Linked DNA regions of Homo sapiens: region 2 is linked to region 1. Evidence: read pairs that join two places in POLR2A ChIA-PET (ENCODE). Cell type or tissue: MCF 10A. All regions are shown on one strand. Links, peaks and the distances in the headings refer to the core of each region. The heading gives the core; the rest is flanking DNA. Region 1 overlaps TRIM71 (tripartite motif containing 71). Region 2 has its middle 28 kb from the start of CCR4.

Region 1 (8,819 bases), core at 167-8,166:
TTTCCCCCAATAACCATTATATCAAGTGATGTAACAATTGAATATATTACCAAATTGAAAACTAGGGATTCTGTAAAGAACAAGGATGTTAACTGTGGCACTGCTTGCGATTTTTCAAAAATCAGGAAACAGTTTTACAATTTTATTAGCCTATACTCATTAAGTTGTGGTACATTCATATAGCAACATACCATGCAGCCATTCGGAAAGCCAGGCATCTCTGCACGGAGTGACCCAGAACATTCTCCAAGTTAATATAGTTAAGAGAAACTTTGTTTTGTCTTAAAAAACTAAGTTACGCCTAGAATAAAGCTTTTTTTTTTTTCATGGTTAAAGTGGAGACAATTGAGTGAGACATTAGGGTTTTTTTTTTTTTTAAAAAACTGTTTGCTTGTATTACTTTCTGCATTTGAACAAATACTTGTTACCTAGCCAAATAAAAAGTGTTTTGGAAACACTCCCTCCTCATACTCCCACCACAGAAAGGATAATGTGTCTGCAGCGGGGCTCTGTTGTCTTGAACTGGTGAGGACTATGCCTGAACTGGGTCCCTATTCCTTTCCTATATTTATCCAGGCCATAGTTGTGGGGCAGCACGTGGCCAGGGCTACAGGAGAGGCTTCTGCTGAGGGTTTGGGCTGCAGATTTGAGCACAAGCACTCAGTCTATCTCAGTCAAGTAAAGCGTTGTTTTAATATTACTTAATAGACTTATTTCATGGCTAGATTTTACCTCCTTGAACTTGGCTTATCATTTTTAAAACGAATCTTGTGTTGTCCCACGTGAGAACCTGCAGAGTAGCACACACAGGTAAGGCTTCTTCTGGGCCTCATTTGCTTCTGGAACCTGTTGTTGCCTCCACTTTACTTCTGTAGTGGGAAACTCAGAAACCCTCTTGGGTGGGTGGAGATCTAGCCAGGTGTCAGCGGTTCAGCCTTGGTTTGTGGGAGCCCAAGTAAATGTCCTCAGTCATTTTAAGGGATACCAAACTAATCTTTAAAAAGTTTACAGCAGTTTATGTATTTTAGTTGAGACATTTCGATGAACTTAAATGGCAATCTGGGCCTTCCTCTGTCCTTTCAGCTTACATTCTTCACTGATAGGGGTAGTTGTGTTTTAAACCTGAAGCTCATTCTTTCAGATGTCCCTTGGTGTGTGTGTTCCTTGTTGGGCCACAGATAGTGTAAAATCTAGATTCCAGAAGCCTGGGTGCACGTGCATTTGCATGTGCACACATGCGTGCACACACGTTCATTAACAAAGCATTTTATTTAAACACTGGCTAAGGTACAAACATGCCTACTTTGTATTTTTATTTATTTATTTTCCTTTAACCTCCCTCCCCCATTCCTCCCGGCCTAGTCTCCCGCCCGTTCCTTTCCTGCTGGGCTCACATTCCTAGGTCTTTGTCTCTGCCTGGTATTCTAGATTTTGGGGAGAGGAAGGCAATGGGTGGGACGTTCTGGAAGCTGGGGGCAGGGAAGAGGGTGGTCACTTGCAGGGTCAGAGGTCAAGCCTCCTCCATTTAGCTGGGGCAGCCGGATTGTCGCCAGGCCCGAGGGGGCGTGTCTGTGCATCTGCCCGGGAAGCCCCAAACAGGCCCTGGAATTCCTGCTGCTAGACGACCTGTTCTTCCCAGTCCCTTCCCCCCTTTCCCGGGAGCCGCTGTTCATGGCTACTACCACATTTCTGGCTATAGGACCCTCCACACAGCTCCAGTTTATTTCCTTAAAAATAATTTTACACCTGTTTCAGAGAGAATTACATCCATGCACATCCTTACCTATCGATTGTTTTAACAGCTCTAAAATTGTGGTTTTTCAGTTTCAAATTGTGGTTAGATGAGACATGGAGCTTCTAAATGAAGCATGAAATCCTACCAAAGTTCTGCTCCAACTTTTAGCTGGAAGGTTTATAAAAGTGGATTTCATTTTATAGTTTTTGGACAATGCATTCTTTTAAAAATTCATTGTTTACTAATAACGAGCACATTGAGGCCATTCTTTTACTCACTGGTAGCTTTTTATTATCAACCATTTGGGTGCTCCCTGTCCCCATCTCTGTTGCAGGCGGCCTGGAGCTGTGAAAGCACTGGCTCTTCTGAAACCACAGTGTGTTCTGGGTACTTAGAACTGCATCGATCCTGTGTAAAATGATACCAAGCAGGGATTGCATTCAGAGACCCCTTTCATTTGTATATCTGGGCTCTCAAGGCTGGTCACAGGAGGGCTCTGGTGTCGGCTCAGGGCACCCTGCCTTTCGCTGCCATACCGGCCACTACCTGTTCTGACCAGGATTTTTTTCTGGCTACTGCATCTGCAGAATCTTTTAAAACCTACCATTCATGGGGGGATTGCAAATGTCCAGCATCATCCAGGTTCTGTATTTTGAGGTTGATCTAAACCTAAGAAAAATCACCTTAATTCTTTATAGTTACATAGTTGGAGTCTGGAATGGGCACCCTGGCTCAGCCCAGAACTTACTACTTGTTCTGTTGTTGTTGTTTGTTTTGCACTCTTAGCCCGTGTTGCCTAGGCTAAATTCAGTGCCATGGTCACGGCTCACTGCAGCCTCAACTTCTTAGGCTCAAGGAATCCTCCCACCTCAGGCTCCTGAGTACAAGCGTGAGCCACCACGCCCAGCAATTTTTTTTTTTTTTTTTGGTAGTTTGGGCCCAAGTGTTCCTCTAGCCTCAGCTTCTCAAGGAGCTTGGACTACAGGCATGAGCTGCCACGTCCAGCTACTAGAACTTAATTTTGAAGCTCTTTAGTTTCTGTTGTCAAGTCTCTATTAGGTAGACTTTCTGGGGTGGAAGGGGGTCTTCCGGAGGTACCCAGTCAGGCCCCTTTTGTTTCACAGATGAGACTGAAGCCCAGACAGGTCAAGAGAGGTGATTGGACAGATGGTTCCATAGCCAGGTAGTGCCAGTACTCACTAGCCATGGAGATGAGAGCAATCTAGGTAGTTACAATTTGCAAGAGCCCCTTAGTCCGAAGGAAGCAGGAGAGTGCCATTCAGTCCACACAGCTGTCTTGAGAAGAGGGAAAGAACGGATGCGTTCTCAAGGTTGCTTAGCTGTTAGAAGCAGGGAGGCCACCCGAAGGTTTGGTGGCATGTTTTATTCACATGTACAAGAAACTTTCTGATGGAAGGGTTTTCACACTTCACATCAGCATAGGAGTGATCCCTTCATTCCCATGACAAATGGAGAGAGCAAAGGAAAGGAACGTCGTTCAAACTGGTAGAATTGCTTTAGCACCAGGTCGTAAAAAGGGATTGGCCAGGAATTTTTCCTGAATTTATCCAGCTCAGCATCTTTTGATTAGTATTTATACTTGAGAATTTTAGATTTAAAAGATTATTAGGATTAGATAATCTCTGAAGGATAGATCAGCTTTAAAAGCAACTGATTTAAAGGAGGCAAGTTGCTGCTACCTGGTTTCAGTCTGCCACCATTGCTGGCAAAGCACTGCAGTGATCAAAATTAGTAGGAAAGTTACAAACCTTACCACATTTCCCTTGTATAAAGTAGGATCTGGGCCGGGTGCGTTGGCTCACGCCTGTAATCCCAGCACTTTGGGAGGCCAAGGTGGGTGGATCACGAGGTCAGAAGATCGAGACCATCCTGGCTAACAGGGTGAAACCTCATCTCTACTAAAAATATAAAAAAATTAGTTGGGCGTGGTGGCAGGCACCTTTAGTCCCAGCTACTCCCAGGGAGGCTAAGGCAGGAGAATGGCATGAACTCGGGAGGCAGAGCTTGCAGTGAGCCGAGATCGCGTCGCCACTGCACTCCAGCCTGGGTGACAAGAGCAAGACTCTGTCTCAAAAACAAACAAATAAAGTAGGATCCATAAAAACCTCCTGGTTATAGCAGAACTGTTACTTAACAAAAGTAAAAACACAATATCCTAAATCTTTCGTTTTTCCTGTTTCTGAATCGTAAAGTTTCTAGAGAACCAGTTTAACCCATCCTAGATTACACACTTCCCTATTAACTCAATTAGCCCCGAGTGGAGTAACTTCTGTGTGCTTGAGTGAACCATTTAGGGGGAGCATTTTTCTAGTGGACACACTTTATGTGAAGATTTTGGTTGTTAATAAAATAAAGAACTTGGAGAAGGAAAGAAGCAGCAGTCTCCCTCTGTTTGCCCCCAGCCCTCTCTTTTTGGAGCTCTCCGCCTAAGAAAACCTTCTGGGCCACTTCCAAGCCTTCTCCCCATCTCTGTCTCCCACAACACTCTGCCTTGCTTCTCACCAGAATGAGCTTCTATTCAGTCTGCGCAGAATCGCCTGGAATCTCACATCCTGGATCTCCACCATACCTAGCAAGGTGCTTTGTACTGGTGATGAGAGAGCTGGTGTCATACCTGTGTTGGAACCAGCTCTGTAGAAGGCTCATGCTGGCTTCCCTGCTGTGTCTTTGCTAACACTGTGGCCTTGAGCACTCCCCAACTCCTGTCCTCACCTGGAGATGAAGTGTGGGTGTTGTATTTGTATACTGCTTCCCTGCCTGTTGCATGTTAGCTAGCTTCCCCTCATGCCCAGGTGTACCAGAGGCAAATTTAAGCTCTGCTCTTGAAAGCAATCCAGCAAACATTTACAGAGTGGCGCTAAGTGCCCTGCTCTGTGGAGAGATACAGTAATGAGACTGGCCCAGTTTCTATGCCAAGGAGTTTTCTCTCTTGAGAGCTCCTTGTTTATTAGCAGGTAAAGGTTGTGCCAGCCCTTCTCTCTCTTCCTCCCTCCCTCCCTCCCTCCCTCCCTCCCTCCCAGCGTGCTGGGCCCCAGGGAAGTGTAGAACATCACATAAAGCAGTTCTGTCAGCACTGGCTGCCTCCCAGGTTCAACTCCTTGGAATAACTTGGCATGAAGAAGAAAGGCAAGGAGCTGGCTGACCTTACCACTAGCTTTTTGCCTTCGTTCCAGAAACTTAAGCCTGTAGCTTGCTTGAGTGCCTGGGAGAACCATGCTTTGCACTTTGCATTACTACCTGTGGTGTGAGGATGGTTGTTACTGGCTCTTAACCTTGCTTCACACATCTAGGCTAGAGCAGCAAAGGAAACTTTTCTGGTACATTCTTACATCCAGGCCACTAATATCAGACTAGGTAACACAGTCTTAACAACTTTTCTGGATAATGAAGCTAAGATTCAGGGCAAACTCTCATGCCAGGAGGTTTGTTTTGTTTGGTTTCTGCCTTCGAAGTGTCTCTGTTACAGTTCTGAATGAGACTAGAGTGGGATATGGCATTCAGTTGTGTTCCCCCCTCCATTCCCCCTTAATTTGGGGCAGAGAGAGTGGGAGAAAAAAGGAAGCAGATATTTTTAGTTATGTTTGCAGTTACGCCACTGCTGCCTCTCCCTTTGGGGTGTGCTTGCTCATTGGGGAAGCTGGTCGTTCGGTTGTGAGAGCCAGGGCCCTCCAGTTGCTGTCTTCCCTCCTCCTCCCGTCCTGCATCTCCATTTATGCCTGTACCCTCTCTTGTCCCCAGGTGCTGCACCTGTACTGTGACACTTGCTCTGTACCCATCTGTCGTGAGTGCACAATGGGCCGGCATGGGGGCCACAGCTTCATCTACCTCCAGGAGGCACTGCAGGACTCACGGGCACTCACCATCCAGCTGCTGGCAGATGCCCAGCAGGGACGACAGGCAATCCAGGTGAGCCTTCCCTGCCCTTCTGCAGTTCCCACGTGAATCGAGCCCCCCTTTCTGTCGGGTGGCATGGACAGACAATTGGGCAGATTCCAGTGTGGGGGGTGGAATAGTGACCCAAATGAGCTCAGGTGACATCCCTGCAGCAGCGGTCCCTTTAGGGGTTCTGGCAGTCTCGTGAAGATGTCAGGGATGTGGCCAAAGTTACTGGTCAGATTTCTAAGCACCTAGCCTGGGCCCCAACATACCACCTGCACGTGTCCCACCCAGCCACCTCCCGAAATCAAAGTGGACATTGGCACTTTCCAGCCAGGACTGCAGAAAGGCTGGGTGCTTAATGCTTATTACTACTACTACTACTACTACTACTACTACTACTACTACTACTACAACATATTTTTTGAGATGAGTCTTGCCCTGTCACCCAGGCTGGAGTGCAGTTGTGTGATCTCGGCTAACCACAACCTCCACCTCCCGGATTCAAGTGATTCTCCTCCCTCAGCCTCTCAAGTAGCTAGGATTACAGGCGTGCACCACTGCACCTGGCTAATTTTTTTTTTTGAGACGGAGTCTCACTCTGTTGCCCAGGCTGGAGTGCAGTGGCACGATCTCGGCTCACTGCAAGCTCCGCCTCCCAGGTTCACGCCATTCTCCTGCCTCAGCCTCCCGAGTAGCTGGGACTACAGGCGCCCACCACCACGCCCGGCTAATTTTTTGTATTTTTAGTAGAGATTGGGTTTCACCACATTGGCCAGGCTGGTTTTGAACTCCTGAGCTCAGGTGATACACCTGCCTCAGCCTCCCAAAGTACTGGGAGCTACTGAGCCCAGCCAATGCCTTTTATTTATTTGTGTTTTTGAGACAAGAGTCTCACTCTGTCACCCAGGCTGGAGTGTAGTGGTGGGATATCAGCTCAGTGCAACCTCCGCCTCTCAGGTTCAAGTGATTCTGCTGCCTCAGCCTCCCAAGTAGCTGGGGTTACAGGCGCCCGCTGCCATTCCCAGCTAATTTTTCTATTTTTAGTAGAGACGGGGTTTCACCTTGCTGGCCAGGTTGGTCTCGAACTCCTGACCTCAGGTGATCCACCTGCCTCGGCCTCCCAAAATGCTGGGATTACAGGCGTGAGCCACCATGCCCGGCCTAATGCTTTTTAGACAGAGACCTTTGTGATACAGATTTACTTATTTATATGTGAGAAATTAGTGAGCAGAATGTTATGTGAGGTTCGGTGTCTTCAGTCCTTTCCTGGATGGTGAATCCCCTGTAATTGAAACTGTTGTTTCTGTTGAATTCCTATCAACAGCTAGGGAGGGGCATGTGTAACTTTGATAATTGGCAGGGTTCTCTCACATAGGTGATAGTGTGCCTGAATTTCTATTAAATCTTGTCTGATCCAGGTGACAAGGTTTTAGGAAATCAGAAAATTGTGACTTTTCCCTGTGTTATAGGATACTTTGAAAGTCAAGAAAAGTTGTTCACCCTCTAGGAGAAGAAAAATTGTTCACCCTCTAGGAGAAATTACATAGGAACCATTCTAGAATATTTATATAAGTGAATTGTTTTAAAAGTAAGATTCTGGCCAGGTTCAGTGGCTCACGCCTGTGTAATCCTAGCACGTTGGGAGGCCGAGGTGGTGGATCACTTGAGCTCAAGAGTTTGAGACCAGCCTGGGCAACATGGGGAAACCCTACAAAAAGTACCAAAATTAGCCGGGTGTGGTGTGACACTCGCCTGTAATCCCAGCTACTTGTGGGGCTGAGGTGGAAGGGTCACTTGAGCCCCAAAGGTGGAGGTTGCAGTGAGCCAAGATTATGCCAGTGCACTCCAGCCTGGGCAACAGTTAAGACTCTGTTTCAAAAAAAATCCGTTTTGAAAGTGCTAAAGAATTGAGATCATGCCTCTTAACAGAAGAGGGAGGATTTGATTTAATAAGTTTCTCAGCCGCTATCACATTCCCATGCATGATACTGAAACAATCTTTTCTGATGAGTCAGATTTTATGATGTTCAGATCATAAAATTGGAAGTTTGAGAGACTTTCTTGAATGACTAATCCTGTTATTGTTATGCCAGTATTGCTCATTGTCTTTAAAATGCCTTGAGTGTCTCTGTGTTGCTCTTCTCCTTTGTCAGTGTCTTCACCTGTGCATCATTCTGTTGTATATCAGTGCATCTGTCCCTGCGGATGAAGTGGTTTGTGTCTTTCATTTTATGCCACGACAGTTGGGACCTTGACAAATAAATGCCTTACCCTGCTGGTGTCTCCTCGACACCGGTGCCCTCGACACTGTGGCATCGCCTGAGGAACTTAACCACTGGTGTCAGCAGGGCACGGTTGCTCAAACCTGTAATCCCAGCACTTTGGGAGGCCGAGGTGGGTAGATCACCTGAGGTCAGGAGTTCGAGACCAGCCTGGCCAACATGGTGAAACCCCGTCTCTACTAAAAATATAAAAATTAGCCAGGCATGGTGGCAGGCACCTGTAATGCCAGGTACTCAGGAGGCTGAGGGAGGAGAATTGCTTGAATGCAGGAGGCAGAGGTTGCAGTGAGCCGAGATCGTGCCACTGCACTCCAGCCTGGACGACCGAATGAGACTCCATCTCAAACAAACAAACAGACAAACAAAAAGAGCCACTGGTGTCTAGGTCTGAACTCCTAGATTGTGATATGATTTTATTAACCTCTTACTCTCTTAAGAGATTGAAAACAGTTGGAGCATTATTGAGAGAATGCTGGTGCTCTCTGTGCTTAGTGGGAAAAGCCACCATGGGGGAGAAAAAATGAGTTGTAACAATTTGCTGGAGGCTTATTAAGGAGAGCACCAACAAATCATGAGTGGTTAACATGGTGAAATCTCAGAGAAATGGAAATTCACTGGAAATTCTGTGGGGAGAAAAGAGTGTGGGGAAAATAAATATAGTCAGCTGTGTAAGTGGTGAGAACCTAGGCATAAATCCTAGAGGTATGATTCAAATGTTAGTTGAAAGTGTGTGCCCAACATTAATCTGAATACTAGATCATGGGGCATTTTGGGTAGAGGCATTTTAGGTCTGTTAATCTATAACGCCACAGCCAGGTACACTACATAGATTGTGATTTCCTAGAAAGTTTTTGTTTAACCATAACTTGTGTGTGTTTAGCATCCTTAAGTCTTGCTCTATC
Region 2 (8,819 bases), core at 173-8,172, 51 kb after region 1:
TAATAACTCTTGGGTAATGGAGTATATTGGTATCTAGTAACATGGAAGGGACCACTTTTCTTTGGACTCTAGGCACTGTTTCATGGAGACTCTGCTGCTCACCAACAGTCTTCAATAGTTATTTTAAAATGATGGTACCCAGGGTCAAACTACTGCATTTTCACCAATGGGGCTATAGTCTGGGGAGCAGGACAATATTTGGGAGCTTCATTTCTGGAACAAAGTCACTGAGATTGGCAGCCAGAATTGAGGAATGGTTCAACAAATAGACTCATAAATCAAATAGCTACATATGTTTCTCCTGAATAGGTACAGCAAAGATTAAGAGGCAGGAGTGTTTCCCTAGCCCAGCTCTAATTTCCTAATCTTGGTAATCTTTTTTTTTTTTTTTGAGACAGAGTCTTGCTCTGTCGCCCAGGCTGGAGTGCAGTGTCGTGATCTCGGCTCACTGCAACCTCCGCCTCCCAGGTTCAAGCGATTCTCCTGCCTAAGCCTCCTGAGTAGCTGGGATTACAGGCATGCACCACCATGCCCAGCTAATATTTGTATTTTTAGTAGAGATGGGGTTTCATCATGTTGGTCAGGCTGGTCTCAAACTCCTGACCTTGTGATCCGCCTGCCTCAGCCTTTCAAAGTGCTGGGATTACAGTCATGAGCCACCGCGCCCAGCTGGCAATCTTTATTTGGAGAATTTGAGGAAGAGATCAGTGCTCTTCTTAGTCGTATCAACCATATACCGCTTCCATACTCTTCTTAACAATAGCAAGGGCAGTGGGATGCGGAGCTCTCCTGCTGAAGGGGCTGCTGGGAACAGAAGTAGGTATAGGTCCTGCCAGGAAGCACAGGAAAGATGAGGGTCCAGGTAGTGCTTTCCCTCACTGCAGGCCTGTCCTAGTGCCAGAGGCAACAGTGTGCTTCTGGGGAGAGGCACATTCATATATTCATTTAGCATTAACTGCTTAATTGATTGATAGATTCATTCATATCATTTATTCTTGAACTTACGTCTTTGGGCAGTAAGAACTGTATTCTTGTTAGCATTCTTTCATATTCCCATTTCTTCTACCTTAATGTATCATCAGCAATTATTTGTCATTAGGCATTCAAGTGATGTTGCGTACTCATTCATTCTAATTTTCTGCCTCCATTTACTCAAATTTCATTTACTTATTTATTTCAACTTCAAATTTCCTTTTTTATATTTCATAACTTCACTCAAATGTATTCATTTGTTCATTCAAATTAAATTTAATTATTTTAAATAAATGATTCAAAGGAGAAATACTCAAATCTCTTCATTTTTTCTTTTTTTTTTGCATTGTGATGTGCAAAAGAAAAGAGGCAAGAAAGAAAGGCAGAAAGTGCTTCTATGGTAGATCAGATTGATCTATCTATCACCTATCTATCTACCTATCTTCTATCTATCTATCATCTATCTATCTATCTATCTATATCTATTATCTATCATCTATCTCTCTATCTGCCATCTACTCATTCCTCCGTCCAATCTATCAATTCCCAATTCCATCCACCCAGTTCCCACCTGAGACAAAGTTCCAGAGTTCTGCGTTTTGTTATCCCCATTCTTTGAAGACCAGTTGCCCCAAATCAAAAAGGTTCCTGGAAACTGGGGCTGCTCTCATGTGTTACTCAGTAGCACGTTTCCCTGTTTTGAGTGTCCTAGATTAGATTTAAGTGTCCCTGAGTCAGCAAGTCTTCTGCATGGTCCCGGAGGCAAGAGGACCAAGCATGGGAAGAGGACCAAGAACTGCACCATATTTCTTTCCACCCTCAGACTTGCCCCAGATTTTGGTTCCAGGCTCATCCCAGAAGAGTTTCACTTATATGGGTAAAGTGTATCTGAATTATGCAAGTAGCCCTGGTGTCTCTGGCTAGTGGGAGTCAGAATGTTTGCGGCCAGGACAGTGTCTACTTCTGTAGGCCTAGAGGAAAACAGCTCATTTTTCCCTGAAACAAATTCAGGATCCATGAGATAGGGATCCCAGATGCCTGAAGCCATCCATCTACTAGGGATGAGGTGGTTCAGACCCAAGTAGTCGCAGGGATCCCCCATGGAAAACAGTCAAAGTATACCTGCCATGACAAAGAGTGACCTCTGAATAAAATGCTCCCAGTGACTTCTGATGAGGAACCATTGGATTCTATTTTATTTATTTATTTATTTTTGAGACAGACTCTCGCTCTGTCATCCAGGCTGGAGTGCAGTGGCACAATCTCGGCTCACTGCAACCTCCGCCTACCAGGTTCAAGCAATCCTCCTGCCTCAGCCTCCAGAGTAGCTGGGATTACAGGCGCCCTCCACCACGCCTGGCTAATTTTCGTATTTTTAGTAGAGATGGGGTTTCACTATATTGGTCAGGCTGGCTTTGAACGCCTGACCTCAGGTGATCCACCCACCTTGGCTTCCCAAAGTGCTGGGATTACAGGTGTGAGCCATCGCGCCCGGCCGTGGATTCTACTAATAGGGAGCTCAGACCCACATAAAGCTATGGGTTAAAATTGGGGTCAGGCCTTGTATTTGACCATGTTTTCTTAAATATGACATCAAAAGCTGAGACAACAAAAGATAAATTAGATAATTTGGACTTCCTTAAAGTTTAAAATTTTTGTGCATTAAAGGACACTATTGGCCAGGCACAGTAGTTCAAAGTGTAACCATTTTGGGATTGGGTGGGATGTGGTGGCTCACACCTGTAATCCCAGTACTTTGGGAGGCTGAGGCGGGAGGCTTGCTTGAACTCAGAAGTTTGAGACTAGCCTGGCCAACATGGCAAAACCCTATCTCTACAAAAATATAAAAATTAGCTGGGTGTGGTGATGCATACCTGTACTTGAGCTACTCAGGAGGCTAAGGTGGGAGGATCACCTGAGCCCAAGCGTTCGAGACTACAGTGAGCCAAGATCACACCACTGCACTCCAGCCTGGGTGACAGAGCAGGTCCCTGTCTCAGAAAACAAACAAACAAACAAACACCAGGAAAAGCTCAGTTATCTAGGACTCAACCAGAATCCTTGGCTTCTTTAGTTTCCTTATAAAACAAACAAAAAACCAAAGTGCAAACCCAGCACTTTAGGAGGCTGAGGCAGGAGGATTGCTTGAGGCCAGGAGTTGGAGACCAGCCTGGGCAACATAGTAAGATACCTCTACAAAATATAGACATATATATTAGCTGGGCTCTGACAGACTGCACCTCCATGTGCCACTCAGACATGCCCCCCGCTGCTCCCTCATGAGCAAAGGCTGGAGAAGCCTTCCGGCCACTAACTGCCGGCCGCCGTGTTGTATCCTGGTGGATACAGGATACACGTGGTGGAGGTGGTGGAGGTTGGGGTCCAGACATGTTGGTGTCAGTAGGAGGGCCAGGCCACACGTGTCCCAGATTACTGGGGGGTACATTGAGGGGTGGGCTGTGGGGTGAACAGGATTCATCCCTGAAAATAATCTGCCTCAGGGCACAGAAATCCCCACCTGGCCAGAGACCTGGGCCATTTCCTCCCACCAGTGATTCTCTAACTGTAATATGGGGACAGCCTGGGTAGGATGAGGCTGTCGGGGTTGGGTCTCTCCTGAGGTTGAAGGGATGTGGCCAGAAGGATTAAGATGATTAACCAAGTATCCATCCCATTGCAGTAACTGAATTTGCCCTTCAGTGAACACTTTGGCCTCCTCTTGATCTCACAATGGTATATTTTTCATAATACAAAAATAATGCATATTTCATCCTTCAGACTTTGAAAAAAATACTTGTATGTTAACTTTTATTCCTTGGATGCATAGAAGAAATTAAGTGGTGTCCCCTGTTGTCACCTGATTAGGAGGAATTGTTGGGATTAAGCTCCAAGAAAGAGTGCTGCAGACTGGCTAAGCCGATGTTGGTGTGCTTGGAGGGAAAGGAAGACTGGCCTTTGTGGCAGAAAAAAGCCATCAGGGGCTCAAAAGAAAATAGGGACATGGGGGCCGGGCGCGGTGGCTCACACCTGTAATCCCAGCACTTTGGGAGGCTGAGGCGGGGGGGATCACGAGGTCAGGAGATCGAGACCATCCTGCCTACACAGTGAAACCCTGTCTCTACTAAAAATACAAAAAAAAAAAAAAAAAAAAGCTGGTGTGGCGGCATGTGCCTGTAGTCCCAGCTGCTGGGGAGGCTGAGGCAGGAGAATGGTGTGAACCTGGGAGGCGGAGCTTGCAGTGAGCCGAGATCATGCCACTGCACTCCAGCCTGGGTGACAGAGCGAGACTCCGTCTCAAAAAATAATAAATAAATAAATAAATAAAATAAAATAAAATAAAATAGGGACATGGGAGTTGACCTCACTAAAGGGCTACCTACTAGATGAAATCTTAGGCTCTTTTGCATTACAGTGTTGGGACATAGCACTAACATTCAATGTGAAAAAAGAAGAGTGATGAGATTTGTTATTCTTTCAGCATTACACATAAGTTTTTCTTGTTTCGAGGAATGCTGATGCCAATGATGACTTCAGGTCTAATTTCAATTACCATTAGTATCTCACCCTGGTTGACTACATTGAATTTACTATCCTCAGACAAGTTGCCTAATCTTTCTCCACTCCTTGCCTCTGACCTCACCGTTCCATTTGCCTTGGCATCAGTCCTTACTTGATTCTTTCTTCATCTGGCAAATATGGCTGGCAAACAGCAGCTGTCCTCAGAAGCCTTTCTTCGTTCCAACAAACAGAAATAGGTGTGATTTCTGTTATTTTATAGAATTGTGGTCAAATCTCACTTATTCAATATTACACTTAATTAAAATTATCTCATTTTACTGTAGAATTCTGTTCAACTTTTATTTTACATTTTACACTCTCTTATTATTAAATTCCTCACATCTTTATGTCCTTCCCTGGACTATGAATTGGTGCCCTGAGAATCTAGACACCTTATATTCACCTTAAAATCCCATCATCCAGTAGGGTGTTGGATATGTAGGAGATGTTCAGGAAATCTTGTCAAATAATTGAATGAATTTCATGTAGCCACAGAAAAGTTCTGTTTTGGAAAATAAACTGAAACAATATTTTAGCAGGGCAATTTGACAATATATATTTCAAATTTAAACTGTTCACATCCTTTGACCAAGAGATTTCCTCCTGGGAATTTGAGCTATGAACAATCCTCCTACATGAAAATTCATTCAACCTGGCTGCTTTAGCTTAATGTATATGGTTGTGATCATATAGTAGAGGTTGGCCATGCTTTGTTACATTTGATATTCAACCATTTTCATTTACCACTTCATAGTCTTCATACACATAATTTTTGTGACAATGTAAATGGTTCATATGGTGTCTGTTCCTTGGTTTGCTTAGCTGTTCTCATATTGTGGAATTGCATTTGTTATTCTTTCAGCATTACACTTATATTATCCAGTGATCACCTTTACATATAAAGGTTTTTGTGTTGCTAGGAAGACAAAGCGCATGTTGGATTGCCCAATTATTTCTTGACTCTTTTTTTTTTTTTTTTTGAGACGGAGTCTCACTCTGTTGCCCAGGCTGAAGTGCAATGGCGTGATCTCTGCTCATCACAACCTCCACCTCCCAGGTTCAAGCGATTCTCCTGCCTCGGCCTCCCGAGTAGCTGGAACTACAGGTGCGCACCACTGTGCCTGGCTAATTTTTGTACTTTTAGTAGAGACAGGGTTTCACTATGTTGGCCAGGCTGGTCTCTAACTCCTGACCTTGTGATCTGCCCACCTCAGCCTCCCAAAGTGCTGGGATTACAGGCGTGAGACACCGCACCCAGACTTTTTCCTTCAACTTTTAAGTTCTGGGGTACATGTGCAGGATGTGCAGGTTTGTTACATAGGTAAGGTGTGCCATGGTGGTTTGCTGCACAGATCAACCTATCATCTAAGTATTAAGCCCAGCATCCATTAGCTATTCTTCCTGCTGCTCTCCCTCCCGCTCCCCACCCTGACAGGTCCCAGTGTGTGCTGTTCCCCACAATGTGTCCAGGTGTTCTCATCGTCCAGCTCCCACTTATAATGAGAACATGTGGTGTTTGGTTTTCTGTTCCCATGTTAGTTTGTTGAGGATAATGGCTCCATCCATGTTCCTACGAAGGACATGATCTCGTTCCTTTTTATGGCTGCACATTTCTTGACTCTTGATATATATCATCTTTGTGGTTTTCATTCTCTTTTAAAGTATTTGTGAATATGATGAAGTAAAAAAGTATCTCAGATTTTGTTTCGCATTTTATTGTTTGTTAGAAAGATTGAGCTTTATTTCATTATCATTTATTACTAATTGCATTTCCTACCTGAGGAACTGTATTTTCTTACATACCTTTCACACACATGACGCTAACATTTTTCTTGTTTTGTTTTTTTTTTAAACTGAGTTTTGCTCTTGTTGCCCAGGCTGGAGTGCAATGGGGGCAATCTCAGGTCACTGCAACCTCTGCCTCCCAGATTCAAGCAATTCTCCTGCCCAGCCACTCAAGTAGCTGGGATACAGGTATGTGCCACCATGCCCAGCTAATTTTGTATTTTTAGTAGAGACGGGGTTTCACTATGTTGGTCAGGCTGGTCTCAAACTCCTGACCTCAGGTAATCCACCCATCTTAGCCTCCCAAAGTGCTGTGATTACAGGCATGAACCACCGTGCCCAGGCTCTTATTTCATATAAGCTAATTTGTGCAAGATATTCATTTAGCAAATAATTTTGAGCTCTTCCCAGGTGTGGGACATTGCTTTAGCTGCTAGGGATAGTTAACAAACAAGCAAAAATCTTTGCATTCATAGGATTTAAATCCTAATGTGTGAGACAGATAAGTAAAACAGGATTTCAGTATTTTAGGTAGTGAGAACTACTTTTCAGTTAATAGTTTGATTCTCTGTGATTTTTTTCTTCTATTTAAAAAATCATGTTCTATCTTTTTAGAGTTTTTTCTTAAACTTTAACCTACAAAACTTAAAGTCATAAGACTTTAATGTGGAACCCTTTAGTTCTGATCAGTCTTCTGTTTGTTCTGCATTTTATTATTGAACAATATTTAATTCTACCTCATGTTTATGTACTTTCCAAGTAATACAATATATTCATTTTATTTAGTTTTAATTTAGAAATACTCACATATTTACTAACATTTTGCTTCATTCTTGCATCTCATACCTTCCAGGATCATTTGTGGTATTCATCACTAAGCCTTGATGTTTCATAAATAAAATTCAAAACGCTTTTTTTTAAGTAGAAAAAATGCATTAACTGAGAATCCTTAAGACTATAAAGATGCTGAATTCTAATAGATAAGAATTTTTTCTTTGTTAAGCTCTTCCTCAGTGCACTGATATTTAATAAGGAAAGAGGGGGAAAAAAAGACAGAACAGTAACATTTTAAAAAGATACCTGGCCGGGCGCGGTGTCTCACGCCTGTAATCCCAGCACTTTGGGAGGCTGAGGCAGGCGGATCACCTGAGGTCGGGAGTTCGAGACCAGCCTGACCAACATGGAGAAACCCCGTCTCTACTAAAATACAAAATTAGCCGGGCGTAGTGGCACATGCCTGTAATCCCAGCTACTCAGGAGGCTAAGGCAGGAGAATCACTTGAAACCTGGAGGCGGAGGTTGCGGTGAGCCGAGATGGCGCCATTGCAATCCAGCCTGGGCAACAAGAGTGAAACTCTGTCTCGAAAGAAAAAAAAAAAGATGCCAGATGTGGTGGCTCACGCCTGTAATCCCAGCACTTTGGTAGGCTGAGGTGAGAGGATCACTTGAGCCCAGGAGGTCAAGGCTGTAGTGAGCTGTGATCGCAGCACTGCACTCTAGACTGGGGGACAGTGGGACCCTCAGTAAAGAAAATAAAAAATAAAAAAGATGGGCTTTATTAAGCTCTATACACGATTTTTTGGGTAAATGCTTTAATATTTATTTTTCCTTTTTTTTTTTGAGATGGATTCTTGCTCAGTTGCCCAGGCTGGAGTGCAGTGGTGTGATCTTGGCTCACTGAAACCTCCACCTCCCAGGTTCAAGTGATTCTCATACCTCAGCCTCCTGAGTAGCTGGGATTACAGGCATGTGCCACCACACCCAGGTAATTTTTGTATTTTTAGTAGAGATGGGATTTCACTATGTTGGCCAGGTTGGTCTCGAACCCCTGATCTCAAGTGGTCCACCCATCTTGGACCTCCCAAAGTGCTGGGATTACAGGCATGAGCCACCACACCTGGCCAAATGCTTTAATTTAATAGTAATTCCAGTTGGTAGAACATTTAAATTTTTTCAGCTTAATAAAATGACAGAATTGCTATACCAAGGTTATTGCTGTTCTTAGTAATCTGGATGACAAAATAAGAAGTCATTTTGGGCTAGAGCACTTCTGCATACAGTATGGTCCCTCAGTATCCAGTAGGGGATTAGTTCCAGGACCCCCCCTTGTTACCAAAATTCGAGGAGGCTCAGGTTCCTTACATAAAATGGTTAGTATCTGTATATAACCTATGCACATCCTCCAATATGCATAAGTCATCTCTAGATTACTTATTTTACCTAATACAGTGCAAGTGCTATTTTAATAGTTGTTATACCGAATTGTTTTTATTTGTATTATTTTTATTGTTGTATTGTTATTTATTATTTATTTATTTTTATTTCAATAACTTTTGGGGTACAAATGGTTTTTGGTTTATTTCAATAACTTTTGGGGTACAAATGGTTTTTGGTTTATTTCAATAACTTTTGGGGTACAAATGGTTTTTGGTTACATGGATGAATTCTACAATGGCGAATTCTGAGATTTTAGGGCACCCATCACCCAAACAGTGTACATGATA

Evidence for each region. Peaks named below come from ENCODE experiments on the same cell type or tissue, not always from the same donor. Only the 100,000 strongest peaks of a DNase experiment are listed, where the experiment ranks them.
Region 2: POLR2A ChIA-PET joins it to region 1 with 10 read pairs; 7 of 35 experiments call an interaction of 5 or more read pairs at or near these places.

The regions. Positions count from the first base shown.
Region 1 is chr3:32,868,324-32,877,142 of GRCh38, forward strand. TRIM71 (tripartite motif containing 71) reads left to right here. Exons shown (of 4, transcript NM_001039111.3): 2 at 5,495-5,662. Among named protein-coding and RNA genes, the nearest start is that of TRIM71, 55 kb to the left of the region's middle. RefSeq lists enhancers at 1,162-1,965, 4,378-5,181. In MCF 10A, for the core only: no CTCF peak of the experiment used is centred there; a DNase peak (open chromatin) is centred at 7,678.
Region 2 is chr3:32,919,045-32,927,863 of GRCh38, forward strand. No RefSeq gene overlaps it. Among named protein-coding and RNA genes, the nearest start is that of CCR4, 28 kb to the right of the region's middle. RefSeq lists a silencer at 5,199-5,399. In MCF 10A, for the core only: no CTCF peak of the experiment used is centred there; a DNase peak (open chromatin) is centred at 4,607.